Linked DNA regions of Homo sapiens: region 2 is linked to region 1. A link is an interaction called in ENCODE POLR2A ChIA-PET data of the cell type or tissue named here. Cell type or tissue: Caco-2. All regions are shown on one strand. Each heading gives the region's core, and the rest is flanking DNA. Links, peaks and the distances in the headings are about the cores only. Region 1 holds the start of LOC124904418 (a long non-coding RNA gene). Region 2 has its middle 11 kb from the start of PSMB4.

Region 1 (10,343 bases), core at 1,235-9,234:
ACAGTGCTGAAGGTGCTGACCCCAGGTGGGCGATCCGGGGGACCTGAGCCCATCCTCCTGGAAGAGATTGATGCCTACAGCCCTGCCCGGTGAGGCCTTTGGAGGGCAGGCCCCCTGCAAAGCAGGGAGGGGATGGGAGGTAGCAGCTGCAGATTCGGGAATAGGTTGGAAACATCAACATTGGCTTTTGCAGGGTGGGAGCTCTGGGCTAGACAGGCTTGGCGAGAAGACTGGACAGTGTGGTAGGGCGGGGCAGCTCCATGGGTTGTGCTCAGTTGCTTGTGTGCCTCCCCGCTTTCTGTTCTTCCACTCACTCAGGGAAAAGGTAGCCTCATCTGTCCATCTCTGGTTCCTTCTGGCCTCACCCTAGGTGCAGTGGGAAGCGGACAGCCCAAACAGCACGACGGATCATAGGGCTGGAGCTGGACACTGAGGGTCACAGGCTTTTTGTGGCTTTTTCTGGCTGTATTGTCTACCTCCCTCTCAGCCGGTGTGCCCGGCATGGGGCCTGTCAGAGGTGAGAGGGGCCTGAGGCCAGGCCCTGTGTGGGCAAGCTCCCCGGGCCAGCAAGAGCACAGAAACACAGGTCTTTGGGGTGGCAGGAAAACACAGGGGATGGCTGTGGGGTGCCTAGGTACCTCAAGCATTCTGAAGGTGGGCAGCAACCAGGGTGTGGAGAGACTGAGGTGGACAGGAGAGAATGAGGCTGGGAGCCTCCTGTAAGCCAGGGTGGGAAAAGGCAGCAGAATGGAAAGTGACTGGAGTAGAAAGGGATCCAGCCTCACACACCTCCGTTTTCCCTAGGAGCTGTTTGGCTTCTCAGGACCCATACTGTGGATGGCATAGCTCCAGGGGCTGTGTGGATATCAGGGGATCTGGTGGGTAAGTGATGGGTCCTTGGGTTTCCTGAGCATAAAATTCCCCACCAATAAGACAAGCTGAGGGCCAGAGTGGGAGATACGGACAACGTACAGAATTCTATAGCCACTTCGTTTTCCTCCTAGGACTGATGTGGATCAGGCTGGGAACCAGGAATCCATGGAGCATGGTGACTGCCAAGGTAAACAGAAGAGGCAGCTGCTGTTGCAGCCAAAGCTGCACATGGCCATGATGGCCACAGACACCATCCCAGGCTTGGCCTTTTGTCCTTCTCTCCTTCTGTGGCACAGTCACCCCATCAGTTCTTCATGAAGCTTCTCTTTCCCCCCATCTTCACCCTGTCCCTTCTTCATAGATGGAGCTACTGGGAGTCAGTCTGGCCCTGGGGATTCTGCTTATGGTGAGTCCTCTTGTCCCAACCTCACCTTCCCTTGCTCAGCCCACATACCTGAGTGTGTGTCCTGTAGCAGCAGCAGAGCAGCATTCTGAATACCCTGGGAGTATCGGAAAAGGGTCGGCATCCTCCAGATACCCAGCATGTAGCTCAGTACTTGGCACACAGTAGGGTACTTTTTGAACAAATAAATCAATGTCCTGCATGATGAGCCCTTCCCCAGGCCCAGAAGAAACTAGAGGCTGGCGTTCTGGACTCCTGGGTTCCACAGGAGGGAGGAAGGACCCCTGGAAGGGTGTCAGGGGTAGAGATCAAGAGCCTCACTGGCTCTGACCTGGTCTCTGCCACCAGTGCTTCCGGGTCCTGGCCCTTCCCCTGGGACCCCCAGTCCTCCCAGTGATGCCCACCCCCGGCCCCAGTCTTCCACTCTTGGAGTTCACACTCGGGGTAAGGGGGCTACTTGGGAGAGATAGGAGTGAAGTGTGGGGCTGCTGATTCTCGGAGCGTTCTAAGCCCCTCACTGAATGGTGTTTGGTGCTCACTAACGCCTGTTTGGAGCCTCCCTTCCCCAGAATTGGGCATCCCAGCCCCGAGTTCTCCTGCACGAGCAGTTTTTGGCAGTTGCTCTTGGCATGGCTACAGGGGCCAGAAGTGGGATGGGGAATCCCCAGGCCCAAGCTCTGGCCTGAGTGTGAGGGGTAGTGCGTGGGCTGTATGCTGAGGAGTCAGGAGAGGTGAATCCTGAGGATGGTGGAGGCTGTAGGAGTGAGGCTGAGTAGCAGCGGGAGGGACGATGATGTCAGGCCTGGGAACTGCCGGCGCCTCTGGGCCTAGGTACCCCGCACCGCCTCCCCTTGGCTGAGCCTCCCTCCTCCCTCTCGGTCGGCAGGCGTGCGCCGGGACCTGCCCCCAGCCTCGGCCTCCCGCTCCGTCCCCATCCCACTCCTCCTGGCCAGTGTGGCCGCAGCTTTTGCCCTGGGCGCCTCAGTCTCTGGCCTCCTGGTCTCCTGTGCTTGTCGCCGCGCCCACCGACGTCGGGGCAAGGACATCGAGACTCCGGGGCTCCCGCGCCCTCTCTCCCTCCGCAGTTTGGCCCGGCTCCACGGTGGGGGCCCAGAGCCCCCGCCGCCCTCCAAGGACGGGGACGCGGTGCAGACGCCGCAGCTCTACACCACCTTCCTGCCGCCTCCGGAGGGCGTGCCCCCGCCGGAGCTGGCCTGCCTGCCCACCCCCGAGTCCACGCCGGAGCTGCCGGTCAAGCACCTCCGCGCCGCCGGGGACCCCTGGGAGTGGAACCAGAACAGGAACAACGCCAAGGAGGGTCCGGGCCGCTCACGGGGCGGGCACGCGGCGGGCGGGCCCGCGCCCCGCGTGCTGGTGAGGCCACCGCCGCCCGGCTGTCCCGGGCAGGCCGTGGAAGTCACCACCCTGGAGGAACTGCTGCGCTACCTGCACGGCCCGCAGCCGCCCAGAAAGGGGGCCGAGCCCCCCGCCCCTTTAACCTCGCGGGCGCTCCCGCCGGAGCCCGCCCCCGCCCTCTTGGGCGGCCCCAGCCCCAGGCCCCACGAGTGCGCCTCGCCGCTGAGGCTGGACGTGCCCCCCGAGGGCAGGTGCGCCTCTGCCCCCGCCCGGCCCGCGCTCTCCGCCCCCGCTCCCCGGCTGGGCGTCGGCGGAGGCCGGAGGTTGCCTTTCTCCGGCCACCGGGCCCCCCCTGCCCTGCTCACTCGAGTCCCCTCGGGAGGTCCCTCCAGGTACTCCGGGGGTCCCGGGAAGCACCTCCTGTACCTGGGCCGGCCCGAGGGCTACCGGGGCCGCGCCCTGAAAAGGGTGGACGTCGAGAAGCCCCAGTTGTCCCTGAAGCCTCCCCTCGTCGGGCCCTCCTCCCGCCAGGCCGTCCCGAACGGCGGCCGTTTCAACTTTTAAAGGGAGCGGCCCACGGCCTCCAGCGTGGGGAGCGCCCGAGTCCTCTCGGCCACGAGCTGGACGCTCTTCAGGACGTTTCACCGCCCCCTCGCCCCGCACCTCCAGCCTTCCCGACTCGCAGAGTCTCCCGAGGCCCCTTTTCGCCTCGGGTTTATTTATTGACTGTCTTTCCCCCTGTCCTCGACAGAAGAGTGGGAGGTGAGAAGCCCGTCTCCTCAGTGAGCCAGCATTTCAGGGGGAGCTGGCGGACTCCCACTCCCCGCTCCCTTCCAGCCAAGCTGCCTTAACTCGCCCCTCGGGGCTCCCCCAGAGACTGTGCCCCGGGCGGGCCGCGCGCGCTGTGTCCAGAGTCCTCGGGCCTTCTGGGTCTGGGACGTGCCTCTCCTACTGTGTAGGAGCCTCCGCTTCCCAATACAGCCGTGTCTGCAGCCACTGCCTGACTTCACTCGGGCGGGGGAGGGCGGCAGTCGGTCGGCTCGCTCTGGGCGCCCTCGCTCTCTGCCTTCATCTGGGCCCTGGGCTCTCCCGGGTAATGGGATGGCTGCGGTCCCGCCGGGGGGCAGTCTGGAAAGGTTTCCTAAAGGAGACGAGCGAATTAACGGTGTCGAGGTGAGCCAGGGCCAGGGGGACCCCGGTAAAGTTTAGTTGAGGCTGGGGAAGGCCCTCGGAGCTCGTTTCCAGATCGAGGTAAGAGGGACTTTCTTAAAGGCCTAGTCTATGGGATGGGGCGGCGGAGGGAATTTTTTGAGAAATAAAATGAAGCTGCAGTGTACGTTACTTGAAGTTCCACATCAGAAAATCTTGTCCTTAGGAGAATTTGTCTGGCAGATTTTGGGTTGCATGAGGGGTAGGCTACAAAAAACAGCAAAGTATTCGTCCCTGTTGGAGGCAAGGGTCTGCCCCCGGCTCTTACTTAAGGAGCGGGACGGGGGACGAGAGCGTGCGCGGCGTCACACGCACGCTTAGCCACCCCCCAAGAAGCCGCCGCCGCGCTCAAGCTCCGCGCGCTCAGGACCAGGTAGCGTGTAGCTGTCGTGAAGCTCCCTTTGCTCCGGTTGGGACTGGCTGCGGATACCTGTCCGTTATCCCCGGCACCAATGAGAGGGACGAACAGGACCACCTGCACCGCCCACCACCCTCGCTAACAACGCTTTAAGGCCTAACGCAGGAGGCAGCTGGTGCGAATTTACAAATCGGGTTTTTCACCCCCGCGTGGCTGCAATGTCCGCCCAGTTCGAGCCCCACATTCTCCCGCTGGCTCCGCCTGGGGGTCGGGCCAACTCTTGCTGCTAAGGAAGCCTCACCAGTCCCCTTCCCGTTTGCTACCTAAATGTCCTCGGCGGGAAACTGCTGAGAACAATTTGGGGAAGCCTGAACTTGTTCCTAGTTCCGCGCTTTATTACTTGTGATCATGACTGGTCAGAACTCCGCCCGGAGCCTCCATTTGTTCATCTGAAAAATGGGGTTGAGAAGCTCAAGTACCAGAATGTGAAAACGCTTTCTAAAGGCGAAGGCATGGTATCTTGTGAGATAGTAATTCCTTCAAACTCACGCATAGGCTATTCCTATTCCTAACTTTGCGATCTGCTTTCACTAGGCAATCCCTTTCCCTTTGTATCCTTATAATTTTCACCTATAGATTTTACCCCCAGGGTTTTTTAATGCCCTCTGAACATTATTTCCATTTCAGTTAAGCTTGTCTGGCCAAATTTGGTTGTCCTCCAGAGTCTGACCTCTTTTTGCTTGGCGCTTGTTTCACCAGGTTGAAGTGGTCCTTTAGGTCTCAGTTTTTCCCGTATGGGGTGCCTTACTTAAACCAAGGTGCCTCGGGGCCAGTGCTAGTTTCCTAGATACTGGAGGAAAGCAAGCAAGGAAGGAGTAGAGAATCCAGTCACTTGACTTCATTATCCTCTTCAAACCGAAATTTTGAAGGACAAGGAAAAGTTTCAAGGCTGCAGCCTTTCACAGTCCTCTGAGGGACAAAACTCAAATATAGTTCTTGCCTTGAAGGTGGTCACAAACAAAAAGGGTAAATGATCCTAAGGTTTAAATATAGACCTAAAAGAGAGATATATACAATGGAAATTTAATCTTGTAATTCTTTGCAGGCAGCAGTAATTTATAGGTTAAAGTCCTGGTTGTAGTTTAATTATAAAATATGTTCTTTTATTAGTATTTATCACTATGGTGACTTCTTTAGCCAAAGAGTATCTAAACTGAACTCTCAGAGCTAACAGAAGTAACTATGTTGCAGTGAGAGCAACAGTCCTGGGTCTCTACCTCTTGTTTTCTATGTGACCTTGGCAATTCAACCAACATCTTTGAGGCTGTTTTTTTGGTAAGGAATGGAAAGAACATATGGCAACAGGGATTTGTAAAGTACCGTATAAATATATATATTTAAATTAAGTGCTTTGTGGGAAAATGATTTGCCCAAAATAAAGCAGACTTCTACCAAGTATGCAGTTCATTAATACAGATACCTCTCCCTGATAGAGAGTAGTGAATAATAAATTAAGAGGATGAATTAAAGTAAATTATCCCTGACAATAGAAGGATAAATATGACCTCAAGGAATCTGCTAATACTCTTTTTTAAAAAATCATACCATTAGCTCAGTTTTTGTCTTTAGGAAAACCAGAATGTGCCAACGGGAGGATAGCATCATCATCCTCAGGGATTTCTAAGCTGATTTCTCAGAGGCATCCTGGGAGGTTATGGAGAAACCAGGGCCCCAGCAGACAGATTCCATCAGTTTGTGTAAGGCTTTGGGGACTTGAATCACAGAAGGTTCCACAGTCACAGAGCTTGAAAAGCTGTTCAGCATCTTGGGTTCTTTGGGGGCTAAGTCACAGGGGCCTGAGATATTATTGTCTCTCAGGTTTTTAACTCCTTGATGTCACTGTCCCATCCATGAGAACCACACAGGTATGCGTCACTCTCTGCTACTTAATCCAGCAGTTGACCCTTCAGAACTGTTGGCTCATAAGAATATAAGGTTATATGTATGAGAGTAAGGTTCAAGTACATGGATAAAATATGAAGCCTGTAAATCGAAAAGATCACCTACCTTTACCAGGTGTATCAGACAGGGTCCCAACAGGAAATAACATTCTCAAAATAATGAAGGGCTATTTTGAAAGGTATGGGCAAAGGATAGGTCAGTAACTGGAGGCTAATAACTGTATTAGGCCTAAAAGGATAAAAGGAGTTATTAGTTTCTAGGTCCTGGAGGGGGAGAGTGCCTTGAGAGAAGCAGTGACTTTTTTTTTTTTTTTTTTTTTTTTTTGCGATACAGTTGCTGGAGTGCAGTGGTGTGATCTTAGCTCACCAAAACCTCCGCCTCCCAGGTTCAAGTGATTTTCGTGCCTCAGCTTCCCGAGTAGCTGAGATTACAGGAGTGCACCACTGTGCCTGGCAAATGTCAATACATCGACTTCAGTCTTTTCTCTTCCCCCAGTCTCCTGTCAGGGCTCCCTATTGGCTGAATCCAACTGGAGGCCAAAGCACAGGAAGCCCATTGATGTTCATATAGGTCAGTCTCCCAGGACAGAGAACAGGCTACAGAATAGAGGAGCGTAATCTGGAAGGAAAGAAAGAAAACATCCAGCATACCTAGAGATGAAGACCCTATTCATTCCCCACAAGAGAGATTATTTTTTACTCTTCTTGCTCAAGTATTGCTGGCCAGAAACTCTATGCAGATACCCCCAAATTAGTTTTGGAGCAAAATTTACTTTGGGGAGCTTATAGGAAATGCTGCTTGGATCATATTTTTCTTCTCAGTTTCTTTTTTTTTTTTTTGAGACAGAGTCTTGCTCTGTCGCCCAGGCTGGAGTGCAGTGGTGCAATCTCGGCTCTCTCAGCTCACTGCAATCTCTGCCTCCTGGGTTCAAGCCTCCTGCCTCAGCCTCCCGAGTAGCTGGGATTACAGGGATGTGCCACCATGCCCGGCTAATTTTTGTATTTTCAGTAGAGATGGGGTTTCACCATGTTGGCCAGGCTGGTCTCGAACTCCCAACCTCAGGTGATCTGCCCGAGTTTGGCTTTTTTTTTTTTTTTTTTTTTTCCGAGATAGTGTCTCACTCTGTCACCCAGGCTGGAGTGCAGTGGTGCAACTGCGGCTCACTGCAAGCTCCGCCTCCTGCCTCAGCCTCCTGAGTAGCTGGGACTACAGGCGCCTGCCACCACACCCAGTTAATCTTTGTGTTTTTAGTAGAGACAGGTTTTCACCATGTTAGCCAGGATGGTCTCAATTTCCTGACCTCGTGATCCGCCGGCCTTGGCCTCCCAAAGTGCTGGGATTACGGGCCACGGCACCCGGCCCTCAGTTTCTTAAATGCAAATCTGAGATGAATTAAGCTGCCCAAGGCTAGTGAATAAAATAGCATTCTGACAAAAGGGAAATCACAGAGGAAAGTACACTAATTAACTCAATGTAGAAACTGTAGTTTTAGAAAGAACAATTTTAGCCAGGGTGCCATGGCTCACGCCTATAATTCCAACAGTTTGGGAAGGTAAGGCAGGTGGATCCCTTGAGCTCAGGAGTTCAAGACCAGCCTGGGCAACATGGTGAAACCCTGTCTCTACCAAAAATACAAAAATTAGCCAGGCATGGTGGTGTGCACCTGTAGTCCCAGCTTCTCAGTAGGCTGAGGTGGAGGATTGCTTGAGACCTGGAGGTCGAAGGTCGAGGCTGCAGTGAGCCAAGATCATGCCACTGCACTCCAGCCTGGGCAAGAGTGAGACCCTGTCTTTAAAAAGAAAAAAAAAAAAGGACAATTTTTACAAGTGTGTGACTCTGCAAAGTCAACCTATTTTTACAACTATATGATGAGGATAATACTCACCTTACAAGATGGGTATTTATATGTATATGCAGAGTACCTAGCACATTGCCAGACATGTAGCAAAAGCTTAAAACATGGTGGCTATTGTTATTTATAATTTTGGGCCCTTTCCCAAACTTTCCTTTCCTTTACAGCACTACCCTTAAACTTTAGGACTGGTTATAGGAGCAGACTGCAACCCCACACTTTTGTTCAGAAGTCTCCCATAGTCTTAACTTACTCAATTACCTATCAAATGTCTTGCACAAGCCTTACACAGGTGTAGTTATCACTGGGTTGCTCCCACTTCAGCCTTCACCTGTATTTTTTACCTATTGATCTCCTTGGAGTAGAGGGTTCTTTTTTACAGAGGAAGGAAGTCTTAGGAAAGTTGCCCTAGTTCATAATTTTTCCCATTACTTAAGACTATCACCCAGCCGGGCACGGTGGCTCACACCTGTAAGCCCAGCACTTTGGGAGGCCAGTGCGGGTGGATCACCTGAGGTCAGGAGTTCAAGACCAGCCTGGCCAACATGGTGAAACCCCGTCTCTACTAAAAATACAAAAATTAGCTGAGTGTAGTGGTGCATGCCTGTAATCCCAGCTAATAGGGAAGCTGAGGCAGGAGAATCACTTGAACCTGGGAGGCAGAGGCTGCAGTGAGCCAAGATCATGCCACCGCACTCCAGCCTGGGCAACAGTGTGAGACTCTGTCTCAAAAAAAAAAAAAAAAAAAAAAGAGTATCACCCATCAGAGAACTCTAGGTTCCTATCTCTCTAGTTCCCTCCAACTTTCCCATCTTGATGATTTCTCTCACCAGGATTTAATTCAACAAGATTTTTAGTTCTTTGGTTCTTAAGGCTCCACAAGTTCCTGCTTTTTTTTCTGTCAGCACAGCCAAGACTATATATATTAATAAAGTACCTGCCAGAATTACTTTCTATTACTTGAATATGTGCACAGCATTTGCTGACTATATGTATTTACCAAAAAGAAATTATCTACATGTACCCTAGTACATGGTAGGTGTCCAATTTCCTAAATATTGACTTTGAGAACTTACTTGAGATTCCAGTCGCTGAACACAGATGCTTATATGTCCTTAGCTTTGGACAGGCTCAAAGCTAATTTTGTAAAGAAAGGTATCCTTCTTGCCAACAAAACAGCTTTTCAGAACTCTATACACTAGATAGGATACCCATCTTGCTAGTCAAATTGGTCTGTTCACCCCGGCTATCAATGGGGATTGTGCTACTATCAGACTGATCCTCCTATTTTTAAATATAAATGTGTGCTGATTTTGGACTAAGATAGCAGCAAGCACCCTATTAACCAAGAATAGCTGAGAAGCTGGCAAAGTAAATCTACTCTTTCCAAGCACTCCTGAGTCTGATGTTTTTCCCCATACGTCTCAGTATTGACTTTACTCCCACACAAGGCACATAATCATTTTCTTCAGCTACTTTTCTCCTCCCTTGGTTGTTTGCTTTTAGGGAAGGGAGTGGGGAATGAGAGAAAGAAGGAAAATGTACATTTAACAAGCTGGTCAAAAGCTCTCCTCATTCTCATTTCATTTCTTACCTCAACTTGCTCTGCCTGTCAAGAATACCAGGCTGAGAGCGGTGGATAAGGAAAAGGCAATGGCCATGCATGGGTTAGTAGATCTATACCCCTCCCCCTTCAGTTAGCTCAGTTGGACAGGGAAAATGAGCTCTGTGGTTCACCTGTCATTAGAGAATAGATACAAATTTGGCCGGGCTCGGTGGCTCACGCCTGTAATCCCAGCACTTTGGGAGGCCGAGGCGGGCGGATCACGAGGTCAGGAGATCGAGACCATCCCGGCTAAAACGGTGAAACCCCGTCTCTACTAAAAATACAAAAAAATTAGCCGGACGTAGTGGCGGGCGCCTGTAGTCCCAGCTACTTGGGAGGCTGACGCAGGAGAATGGCGTGAACCCGGGAGGCGGAGCTTGCAGTGAGCCGAGATCCCGCCACTGCACTCCAGCCTGGGCGACAGAGCGAGACTCCGTCTCAAAAAAAAAAAAAAAAAAGAGAATAGATACAAATTTTGCCCAGGAGATGAAAACAAATTCAATGACACCCTGAAATGGTCGGCTTTGACATTTTATTGAGAAACATTTTTATTTTAAATGATAGTACAAAAACTGTATATATAATATAGATCTGTATAAGTATATATACATACAAATGCTCATACACACATATACACACAAACTTGCTCATCAGAATAAAACCCTAAATAAAGAAGTATATTTAAGTTTTTCTAAAAATACGCTGTACATAAAGCTGTCAGACA
Region 2 (10,343 bases), core at 1,333-9,332, 260 kb before region 1:
ACACTGAGTTCTTAATTTCAGATTTTTTTTCAGTTTTAATATGTTCATTTGACTTTTTTTATAGATTCTATTTCTCTGTTTAAATGATCCGTATTTTCATCTATATATTCATCATTTTCTCTATTTTCCTTTACATGTTAATTGTAGTTATTTTACATTCTTGAATGCTAACTCTAATATCTGGATCATCTGTGGGTCTGCTTCCATTATCTTTTTTTTTTCTTTAATTTTGGTCACGTTTACTTTTGACTTTGCAAGTTTTACAATTTTGTATTGTTTGCCAGAAATTATGAGTAAATATAGAGGAGCCATATCATATCATCTTCTACCAAAGAGAGTTTTCCCTTTTTTCTATCAGGCAGATAGAGTAAGGATCTGATCACTTCAATTCAATCTGGGATTAGACTGTGACAGGACTGGGTTGCTGTTTCAGCCTGGTTCATCCCCCTTCTCACAACCTTTTGTTGTTGTTTTGAGATGGCCTTGCTCTGTTACCCAGACTAGAGTGCAGTGGTGCAATCATGGCTCACTGAAACCTCCATCTCCTGGGCTCAGGTGATCATCCCACCTCAGCTTCCCTAGTAGCTGGGACCACAGGTGCGTGCCACCATGCCTGGCTAATTTTTCTTTTCTTTTCTTTTTCTTTTTTTTTTTAAGAGATGGGGGTCTTACTATGTTGCCCAGGCTGGTTTTGAACTCCTAGACTCAAGCCATCCATCCACCTCAGCCTCCCAAAGTGCTGGGATTACAGATGTGAGCTACTGTGCCCGGCCTCTCACAACCTTTGATTGAAAACTGGACAGGTATTCATCCTCTCTGCCCTGAAATACGGAATGATATTGAGCTAGCTCTCCAGGCTTCTACTTCATGCAGACTCAAAATCTGGCAAATATCTTGAGGAGGAGAAGACCAGTTGAGTAATTGAGGCTCTTCTCCCTGCTCTGCCTCAGCAGATCTTCATTTTTTAATCAATAATTCCAGACCATAGGAGATTCAGTCTGCCTTTTAGGAGCTTTTAGCCTGACTCTCCAGGCTCCTGCACATTCCCAGTGTTCAGCAAATATTCCATAGGTAAAACTGGCCATAGTTAGAGGCCCCTTAAGTTTCCAACTTGCTTTGCATGGCCACCAGAAACTTTTGATGGTCTTCCCAAGGAGAGGCATTCTGTCTAGGTTAAACCCAATCCTAAGTATATACTCAACTCACCTCAGAAAAGTTCTCCCCTCTCTGAAATTTTAGTTCATCTAGTCTTCATTCCTTCCTCAGCCCTTTGGTGGCATTGCTTAAAATAAGGCCAGGCACAGTAGCTCACGCCTATAATCCCAGCACTTTGGGAGACCAAGGCTGGCAGATCACTTGATCCCAGCAGTTCAAGTTCAAGGCCAACATAATGGGACCTTATCTCTACAAAAAAAAATTTTTTTTAATTAGCCAGACCTGGTGGTGTGCACCTGCAGTCCCAGCTACTCAGGAGACTGAGGTGGGAGACTGGCGTGCACTCAGGATGCCGAGGCTGCAGTGAGCCATGATGGTGCCATTGCACTCCAGCCTGGGTGGCAGAGAGAGACTCTGTCTCAAAAATAAGGAATAAAAATAAGGCCAGGCACGGTGACTAACACCTGTAATTCCAGCACTTTGGGAGGCCGAGGCGGGCAGATCATGAGGTCAAGAGATCGAGACCATCCTGGCCAATATGGTGAAAACCCATCTCTATTAAAAATAGAAAAATTAGCTGGGCATGGTGGTGGGCGCTTGTAATCCCAGCAACTCGGGAGGCTGAGGCAGGAGAATCGCTGGAACCAGGGAGGTGGAGGTTGCAGTGGGCAGAGATCACGCCACTGCACTCCAGCCTGGCAACAGAGTGAGACTCCATCTCAAAACAAATAAACAAATAAATAAATAAATAAAAATAATAAAGTTGAAAAGAATAAACACACATTCAGAACACGTTATTCCCCTGAACCACTAGGCCTGGCCCACCCCGTTCTGAGCACCTCTCATACTGGGAAAGCTCACAACCAGGAATGCCCAGAAGATCAACAGTTTACACATTCAGTTCTGTACCCTCTGTTCCTCTGATGTTCTACCTTCAAGGGTTCACTGAACTGTGTAACTCCCAAGTTCTGGAATAGGGAGAGGAAATTTTGTGCTCAACCTCCACACCCTTCTCAGACCAGTGAACCTGTCTGATTATGGATATTCAGATTTTCCCCTAATCTGTGCTAAATCAAACAAATAAAATCAGAGACTGGCAATGAGAAGGGCAGTTCTAACATGCTTCCTGCCAAGATTATGCTCCAGAGTCATAGTCCTTTAGTCGGGGTAGATTAGAGTCAAGGTTTACACCTCTAGGCAAAGGTCACTGAGGTTTGAGGCAATGTTTAAGGCTTTGTGCAGTGGCTCATGCCTATAATCTCAGCACTTTGGGAGGCCAAGGCGGGTGGATCACCTGAGGTCATGAGTTCGAAACCAGCCTGGCCAACATGATGAAATCTCGTCTGTACTAAAAATACAAAAATTAGCCGGGTATGATGGCGGGTGCCTGTAATCCCAGCTACTTAGGAGGCTGAGGCAGGAGAATCACTTGAACCCGGGAGGTGGAGGTTGCGGTGAGCCAAGATTGTGCCATTGCACTCCGGCCTGGGGAACAAGAGTGAAACTCTGTCTCAAAAAAAAAAAAAAAAAAAAACTTGATAGCACCTAATAAAACTGAAAATTACACATGCTAAATTACCCAATAAACCTATAACATAGAGACACTCACATGTACACGTTAGGAAACATTCAAGAATGTTCATCAGAGCATTGTTCGTAATAGCAAAAAAATAGAAACAGTCTAAATGCTCATCAAGGGGGAGTAGATAAAATGCAGTATATTATTACAAAAGAATACTACAAGGTAGCTTAAAGGAAAGAACCTAACATATCAAACACATTGTTGAGTGAACCAGATAAACCACAGAATGACATATATGATATGGTACCATCTGCGCTAATTTAAACACACAAAACAACACTAAGAATGTGGGCAGGCGAGGGTGGGGGATGCGCGCGCATGTGTGTAAAATTGAGTCATAGTGGCAGTTGAAAATGAGTTTTATATAGTCTTACTTATAATGACACTCTGGGAAAAAAGTAAGGAACTTCTGAAACATTTTCCAGCAATAAAAAATAAATGAAAGCGGCCGGGCGTGGTGGCTCATGCTTGTAATCCCGGCACTTTGGGAGGCCAAGGCGGGCGGATCACGAGGTCAGGAGATCGAGACCATCCTGGCTAACACGGTGAAACCCCGTCTCTACTAAAAATACAAAAAATTAGTCGGCGTGGTGGCGGGCGCCTGTAATCCCAGCTACTCGGGAGGCTGGGGCAGGAGAATGGCGAGAACACGGGAGGCGGAGCTTGCAGTGAGCCGAGATCACGCCACTGCACTCCAGCCTGGGCGACAGAGCGAGACTCCGTCTCAAAATAAATAAATAAAAATAAATGAAATCTGCCAATTATAATGGAATTAAAGCAGGAAGTAGGCTTTCCTGGGGAAAGGGGAGGAAGGGAGTAACTTGGTCCCTGGAAAGGGAAATGGTGGGTTGAGAGAGGTTATAATACGATTTTAGATTTCAGCATTACTATAAAATTTTTTTTTGACAGATGAGTTCTCACTATGTTGCCCAAGCTGGAGAGCAGTGGCTATTCACAGGCAAGATCCTTATGCCACTACAAATGGCTTTGAGACTTTGAGAGAGACTCTGTTTGTTTGGAAGAAAATACAAGAAGAGAATAGGAATTTCTACCTGGTAATCCAGAGAATTATTTTGGCTCTTATTCAGGACCACCAAGGTGGTACTCTATGAGGCTGCAGGGACCACAGCATTACTGAGCTTGGGGTGCCGCCTAATGCAGAGACAGCTTAGATGACAACACCTAAGTCCCTTCAAATACCTGGAAAGCCTTCCCAAGAAGGACAGGTACGGCCGAGCGCGGTGGCTCACGCCTGTAATCCCAGCACTTTGGGAGGCTGAGGCGGACAGATCACGATGTCAGGAGTTCAAGACCACCCTGGCCAACATAGTGAAACCCCGTCTCTACTAAAAATAAAAAAATAAAAAAATTAGCCAGGCGTGGTGGCGGGCGCCTGTAGTCCCAGCTACTTGGGAGCCTGAGGCAGGAGAATCGTTTGAACCCAGAAGGTGGAGGTTGCAGTGAGCCGAGATTGCACCACTGCACTCCAGCCTGGGCTACCCAGCGAGACTTTGTCTCAAAAAATAAAATAAAATAAAATAATAATAATAATAATAATAATAATAATAATAATAATAAGGCTGGGCGTGGTGGCTCATGCCTGTAATTCCAGTATTTTGGTAGGCCGAGGTGGGCAGATCACCTGAGGTCAGGAGTTTGAGACCAGCCTGGCCAACATGGTGAAACTCCGTCTCTACTAAAAATACAAAAATTAGCCGGGCGTGGTGGCAGGTGCTTGTAATCCCAGCTACTTGGTAGGCTGAGGCAGGAGAATCGCTTGAACCTGGGAGGCAGAAGTTGCAGTGAGCCGAGATAGCGCCATTGCACTCCAGCCTGGGCAACAAGAGCAAAACTCTCCCAAATAAATAAATATACAAAGTAAAAATTACCCAACTTCACTCTTTTCCCAAGTAACCTTCATTTTTATCTTGTGTCTTTCTAGACTGTTTTTATCCACATGCAAACAGAATTATTTTTTGGAATGGAATCGTGTTATATACAGTTTGGCAGCCTGCTTTTTGCTCTCAAATGTCTTGGCCCTCCTCCCCTGTATAGTCTACTTAACTTGTTGTAATTGCTTCACAATATTCCACAGCACAGATATATTATGAACTATTTAACCATTTTTTTTCTTTTTGAGACAGGGTCTCACTCTGTCACCCAGGCTGGAGTGTAGTGGTGCAATCCATGGCTCACTGCAGCCTCAACCTCCCGGGCTGAAGTGATCCTCCTGCCTCAGCCTACTGAGTAGCTGGGACCACAGGCTCGCATCACCATGCCTGGCTAATTTTTATTTATTTTATTTTATTTATTTATTTATTTATTTTTGAGATGGAGTTTCGCTCTTGTTGCTCAGGCCGGAATGCAATAGCGCGATCTCAGCTCATTGCAACCTTCGCCTCCCAGGTTCAAGCAATTCTCCTGCCTCAGCCTCCTGAGTAGCTGGGATTACAGGCATGCGCCACCACGCCCAGCTAATTTTGTATTTTTTAGTAGAGACGGGGTTTCTCCATGTTGGTCAGGCTGGTCTCAAACTCCTGATTCAGGTGATCCGCCCACCTCGGCCTCCCAAAGTGCTGGGATTACAGGTGTGAGCCACTGCACCTGGCCTATTTTATTTTATTTTTGAGACAGGGTCTGGCTCTGTTGGCCATGCTGCAGTGCAGTGGTGGGTCACGGCTCACTGCAGTCTCCGCCTCCCAGAGGTTCAAGCCATCCTCCCACTTCAGCCTCCCCAGTTCCTGGGACTACAGGCGCCCACCAGCCAGCTAATTTTTATATCTTTTGCAGACATGGAGTCTCACCATTTTTCTCAGGCTGGTCTCAAATTCCTGAGCTCAGGCAATCCGCCTCCCTCGACCTCCGAAGTGCTTTTTTTTTTTTTTTTTTTGAGACAGAGTTTTGCTGTGTCACCCAGGCTGGTGTGCAGTGGTGTGATCACAGTTCACTGCAGCCTCAATCTCCTGGGCTCAAGCAATCCTCCTTGCCCCAGCCTCCCAAGTAGCTGGGAGTACAGGTGTGCCACCATGCCAGACTAATTATTATTATTTTTTTTTAGTAGAGACAAGGTCTTGTTATGTTGCCCATGCTGGTCTCCAACTCCTAGGCTAAAGCGATCCTCCTGCCTTGGATTCCCAAAATGTTGGGATTACAGGTGTGAGCCACTGGATCTGGCCTAACCATTCTCTTATTAATGAAAAGTCTTCTGTTTCCACTATTACAAATAATGCTGCAATGACAGTTATTTTTGTATATTTATGCACCTAAGTAGTTCTATAAAATAGAATCCTACAAGAGTTGTATTTTCAGTCAAAAAGTATGACATCTCATATTTTAAAAGTTACTAACAGCATTGCCCTCAAACAAGGGCACTTCAATGCATATGCCATTAATAATGCATGAGGGCCCTTCTCTCTCACCTTTCCAACATGAGATACTATCAGCCTTTCTAACTTGTGCCCAACTAATAGGGCAGAAAAATTGTCTTGGTCTAAACTGGCTTGTTAATCTTGATTGTGCCTTCCCAATTCCATTTTTTGTGGTATCACAATGTTAGCTTGAAAACAGCTGTAGTGGGAGTATTTACACCACAGAAACTGGCAAATGCTACAAATTAAACACACACACATACAAACACACACAACACAGTAAGGAAGGAAATATAGGTAGAAATTCCTGTTCTCGGCTGGGTGCGGTGGGCCATGCCTGTAATCCCACCACTTTGGGAGGCCAACGCGGGTGGATCACCTGAGCTCAGGAGTTTGAGACCAGCCTGGCCAACATGGTGAAACCCCGTCTCTACCAAAAATACAAAAAAATTAAATGGGTGTGGTGGCAGGCACTTGTAATCCCAGCTACTTGGGAGGTTGAGCCAGGAGAATTGCTTGAACCCCGGGGTGGAGGTTGCAGTGAGCCCAGATCACACCCAGGCTGAGATCAGCCTGGGTGACAGAGCGAGACTCTGTCTCGAGAGGAAAAAATAAATAAATAAATAAATTACTGTTCTCATGTTTTAAATTAAACTTTGTATTTTGAGATAATTGTAGGTTCCCATGAAGTTGTAAGAAATAACAGAAAGATTGCCCTTTACACAGTTTCTCTCAATTGATAACATCTTGCAAAACTATAGTACATTATCACAACCAGGATATTGACATTGACACAGTCAAGATATAGAACATTTCCATCACTGCAAGGATCTCTTTTACAGCCACATGCACTTCCTTCCCAACCCCACACCCCCTTAACTCCTGTCAACCACTGTCTGTTCTCCATCTTTATAATGTTATCATTTCAAAAATGTCCTATAGCAATGGTCCCCAATCTTTTTGGCACCAGTGATGGGTTTCATGGAAGACAATTTTTTCACAGATGCGGGGGATGGGGTGTGGTTTTGGGATGAAATTGTTCCACCTCAGATCATCAGGCATTAGATTCTCATAAGGAGTGTACAACAAAGATCCCTCTCATGCACAGTTCACAATAGGGTTTGAGCTCCTATGAGAATCTCATGTGGCTGCTGATCTGACAGGAGGCAGAGCTCAGGCTGTAAAGCTTGCCTGGGGCTCACCTCCTGCTGTGCAGTCTGGTTCCTAATAGGCCACAGCCAGTAGTAGTCTGCATCCCAAGGGTTAGGGACCCCTGTTCTATAGGCTGGGCGTGGTGGCTCATGTAAGTCATCCCAGCACTTTGGGAGGCTGAAGTAGGAGGATCACTTGAGCCCAGGAGTTTGAGACCAGCTTGGGCAACATGGCGAAACCCCAACTCTACAAAAAAAAATTTTTTTTTTGAGACGAAGTCTCACTCTGTCACTCAGGCTGGAGTGCAGTGGAGTGATCTCTGCTCACTGCAACCTCCAAATCCTGGGTTCAAGCTATTCTCCTGCCTCAGCCTCCTGAGTAGCTGGGATTACAGGCATGCACCACCATGCCTGGATAATTTTTGTATTTTTAGTAGAGATGGGGTTTCGCCATGTTGGCCAGGCTGGTCTCGAACTCCTGACCTTATGTTATTTGCCACCCCAGGCTCCCAAAGTGCTGGGATTACACGCGTGAGCCACTGTGTCCAGCCACCATCTCTACAAAAAAAAATTTAAAAACATTAGCTGGGTGTGGCGGCACTCACCTGTGGTCCCAGCTACTTGGAAGGCTGAGGCAGGAAGATCCCTTGAGCCCTGGAGGTTGAAGCTGCAGTGAGCCATGATCACGCCACTGCACTCCAGCCTGGACAACAGAGGAAGACTGTCTCAAAAAAAAAAAAAAGTTCTTTAGAAGGAATCATACAGTATGAAACCTCTTGATTAGCTTTCTTCACTCAGCATGATTCTCTGAAGATTCAGCCAGGTCACTGCATGTATCAATCATTCATTCGCTCTTATTGGAGAGTAATACACCATGGCCTGGACTTACTAGTTCATTTAATCATTCACACATTGAAGGGTATCTGGGGTTTTTCTTTCCAGTTTTTAGCTATTACAAATAAAACTGGCATAAACATTTCTGTACAGGGTTTTGTGTGTCATAGTCTCATTTTCCCAACTGATCCTGAGGCTGTAGCTAGTATTTATGACTTGGTTCCCTTTTACTTCTCATTCCTTTGACTTAATAATAGGTAACATTTATAGAGTGCTTATTACATGCCAGAACATGTTCTAAGTGCTTTACAAGTATTAACTCATTTAATTCTCAAAATTACCATTTGAGATATTAATTATTATCATCTCGATTTTATAGATGTGCAAACTAACGTAAGGAAAGGCACACAGCCAGCAGTGTTAGCACACAGATTCGAACCCCAGCCAGTCTGGTACCAGAGCTCAGCCTCTTAACCACTATGTTAGTACAGCCAGGACTGAAGATGGTTGGGGTTCTTTCCTCGTAGAGTGACCTAAGCCTTTGCTGCTAGAGGACCTGAAGTCTTGGTTATCTCATGCTTTCATCTTCTGTTAACCTTAACTATTGGACATGGTGGTACAAGATATTCCTGTGGGCTGCTGAGGGTTCCTCCCATCCTCCTCCCTGGCCCTGCTGTGTAACAGCAACTCTTTTTCCTGTAAATCATCAAGATGTCAGGATTGATCACCACAGCTCACATCTTCTCCTTTTCTGCCTGTTCACTCGATGGCATAAGGAGCCCAGAAGAGCAAGGTAGCTGTCTCAGCTTCCAGTTCAATGCTTATTTTTGTGGAAGCTAATCTCTGTGGGGCATCAAACCTCCCACCTAGCAGAGCTCAGCATCATGGGACTGCACGTGAAAATGTTGTGAATGGGTCATCAGGTGCAATAGCGAGAGGCCCTACTTCCACTTCTACCTCTCTGATCCTGGGCCCATCATGAATTCCAGCTGAGACAGAAACGCTGCTGCAGAATGGTTGCAGGTTCAGGGCATAAACTGCATTCTGTGGCCAGCACTCCAACCTCAGAAGGTTTTGCCATAACTGAGTCTTCCCTAAGGCCAGCTGCTTCTGAGGGATGAGGTACATGGTAAGATCCATGACTCCCATGGGTTCACAGCATGGACTCTGAGCCATAGTGTCTGGGTTCAAATACGGACCTCACTACTCACAGTTGACTTCAGGCAATTTATGAAACCTCTCTGTGACTTAGTTTCCTTATCTGTAAAATGGAGCTAATAATAGTGCCTAGATCTATGTGTTTGCTGTGAAGATGGGTTAACACTTGCAGGACTCGTCACACGCTGGGTATCATTACCCGTCTTTCACTGTACAGTGAGACCCTTTGTCAGAAGTGGTAACTCAGTGTGGGGCACTGTGATAGTGTATGAGACATCCAGGATGTCTATAGATGGTGGTGGTGGCAGTATCGGGTCAGAGAACGCAAATCCAAACCTAGAAATATGAAACTGCCTTCTAAAGAGAATGCGTTTCTGCTCCCTCCATGTTGGCAGACAGTAGTGGAAACAACCCTTCCCCAGGTGGTGGACTGTTGTGGTAGCTTCTGTGTCTTCAGCAGTGGCTCCAACTGGGCCTGACTCAGAAAGAGGAGGTCCATGCTGGCAAGGCCATGTGCAGCCTCTGCTCTAGCCACCACAACCTCTTTGTTCATGGAATATCAGTGAGAAAACAATGACATCCACAGAACAGGTTCGCCTCACCCTCCATCGTCACGAGCATCCTCCAGGGAGAGGGCCTGCTGGTTGAATGGCTACACTAGACACAAATATTCTTGCATTCTGGGCTCTTTCTGTGAGGTCCATTCACAGGCCTTCTTCCCAAACCCCCTTTCACCAGCCCTTTGATTTTGTTCTATCCAAGTCTGTCCACCCAGCAAAGCATGGGCCCTGCTCATGAGTCAGGGCAGACCCTCAGGCTGCGTCTCCTCCAAGGCAACGTGTCCAATGCAATGACAGTAACTTCGAAGGCCGTCTTTCAAAACAGCTTTATTATTATTTTTTTAATAAAGAGGCATTTCTAATTATCTGCAATTTAATAAAAAGACCACTCATTTTCTTTCCTTTCTTCTTCCAGAGACAGGGTCTTGCTCTGTCACCCAGGCTGACATGCAGTGGCGCCATCAGCTCACTGTAACCTCAAACTCCTGAGCTCAAGGAATCCCATGCACCAGCCTCCCAAATAGCTAGGACTACA

The links. Peaks named below come from ENCODE experiments on the same cell type or tissue, not always from the same donor. Only the 100,000 strongest peaks of a DNase experiment are listed, where the experiment ranks them.
Region 2: POLR2A ChIA-PET joins it to region 1 with 6 read pairs; 3 of 35 experiments call an interaction of 5 or more read pairs at or near these places.

What each region holds. Positions count from the first base shown.
Region 1 is chr1:151,125,337-151,135,679 of GRCh38, reverse strand. SEMA6C (semaphorin 6C) reads left to right here. Exons shown (of 19, transcript NM_030913.6): 14 at 1-89; 15 at 371-517; 16 at 805-882; 17 at 1,005-1,060; 18 at 1,235-1,279; 19 at 2,163-3,973. The coding sequence ends at 3,196. It overlaps LOC124904418 (a long non-coding RNA gene), which reads right to left and starts at 6,466. Exons shown (of 2, transcript XR_007066619.1): 1 at 6,267-6,466; 2 at 5,568-6,171. GABPB2 (GA binding protein transcription factor subunit beta 2) reads right to left here. Exons shown (of 9, transcript NM_144618.3): 9 at 10,138-10,343. RefSeq lists enhancers at 3,242-4,026, 4,500-4,599. In Caco-2, for the core only: no CTCF peak of the experiment used is centred there; DNase peaks (open chromatin) are centred at 3,642 and 4,279; H3K4me3 peaks cover 1,128 bases.
Region 2 is chr1:151,383,130-151,393,472 of GRCh38, reverse strand. No RefSeq gene overlaps it. Among named protein-coding and RNA genes, the nearest start is that of PSMB4, 11 kb to the left of the region's middle. In Caco-2, for the core only: no CTCF peak of the experiment used is centred there; no DNase peak of the experiment used is centred there.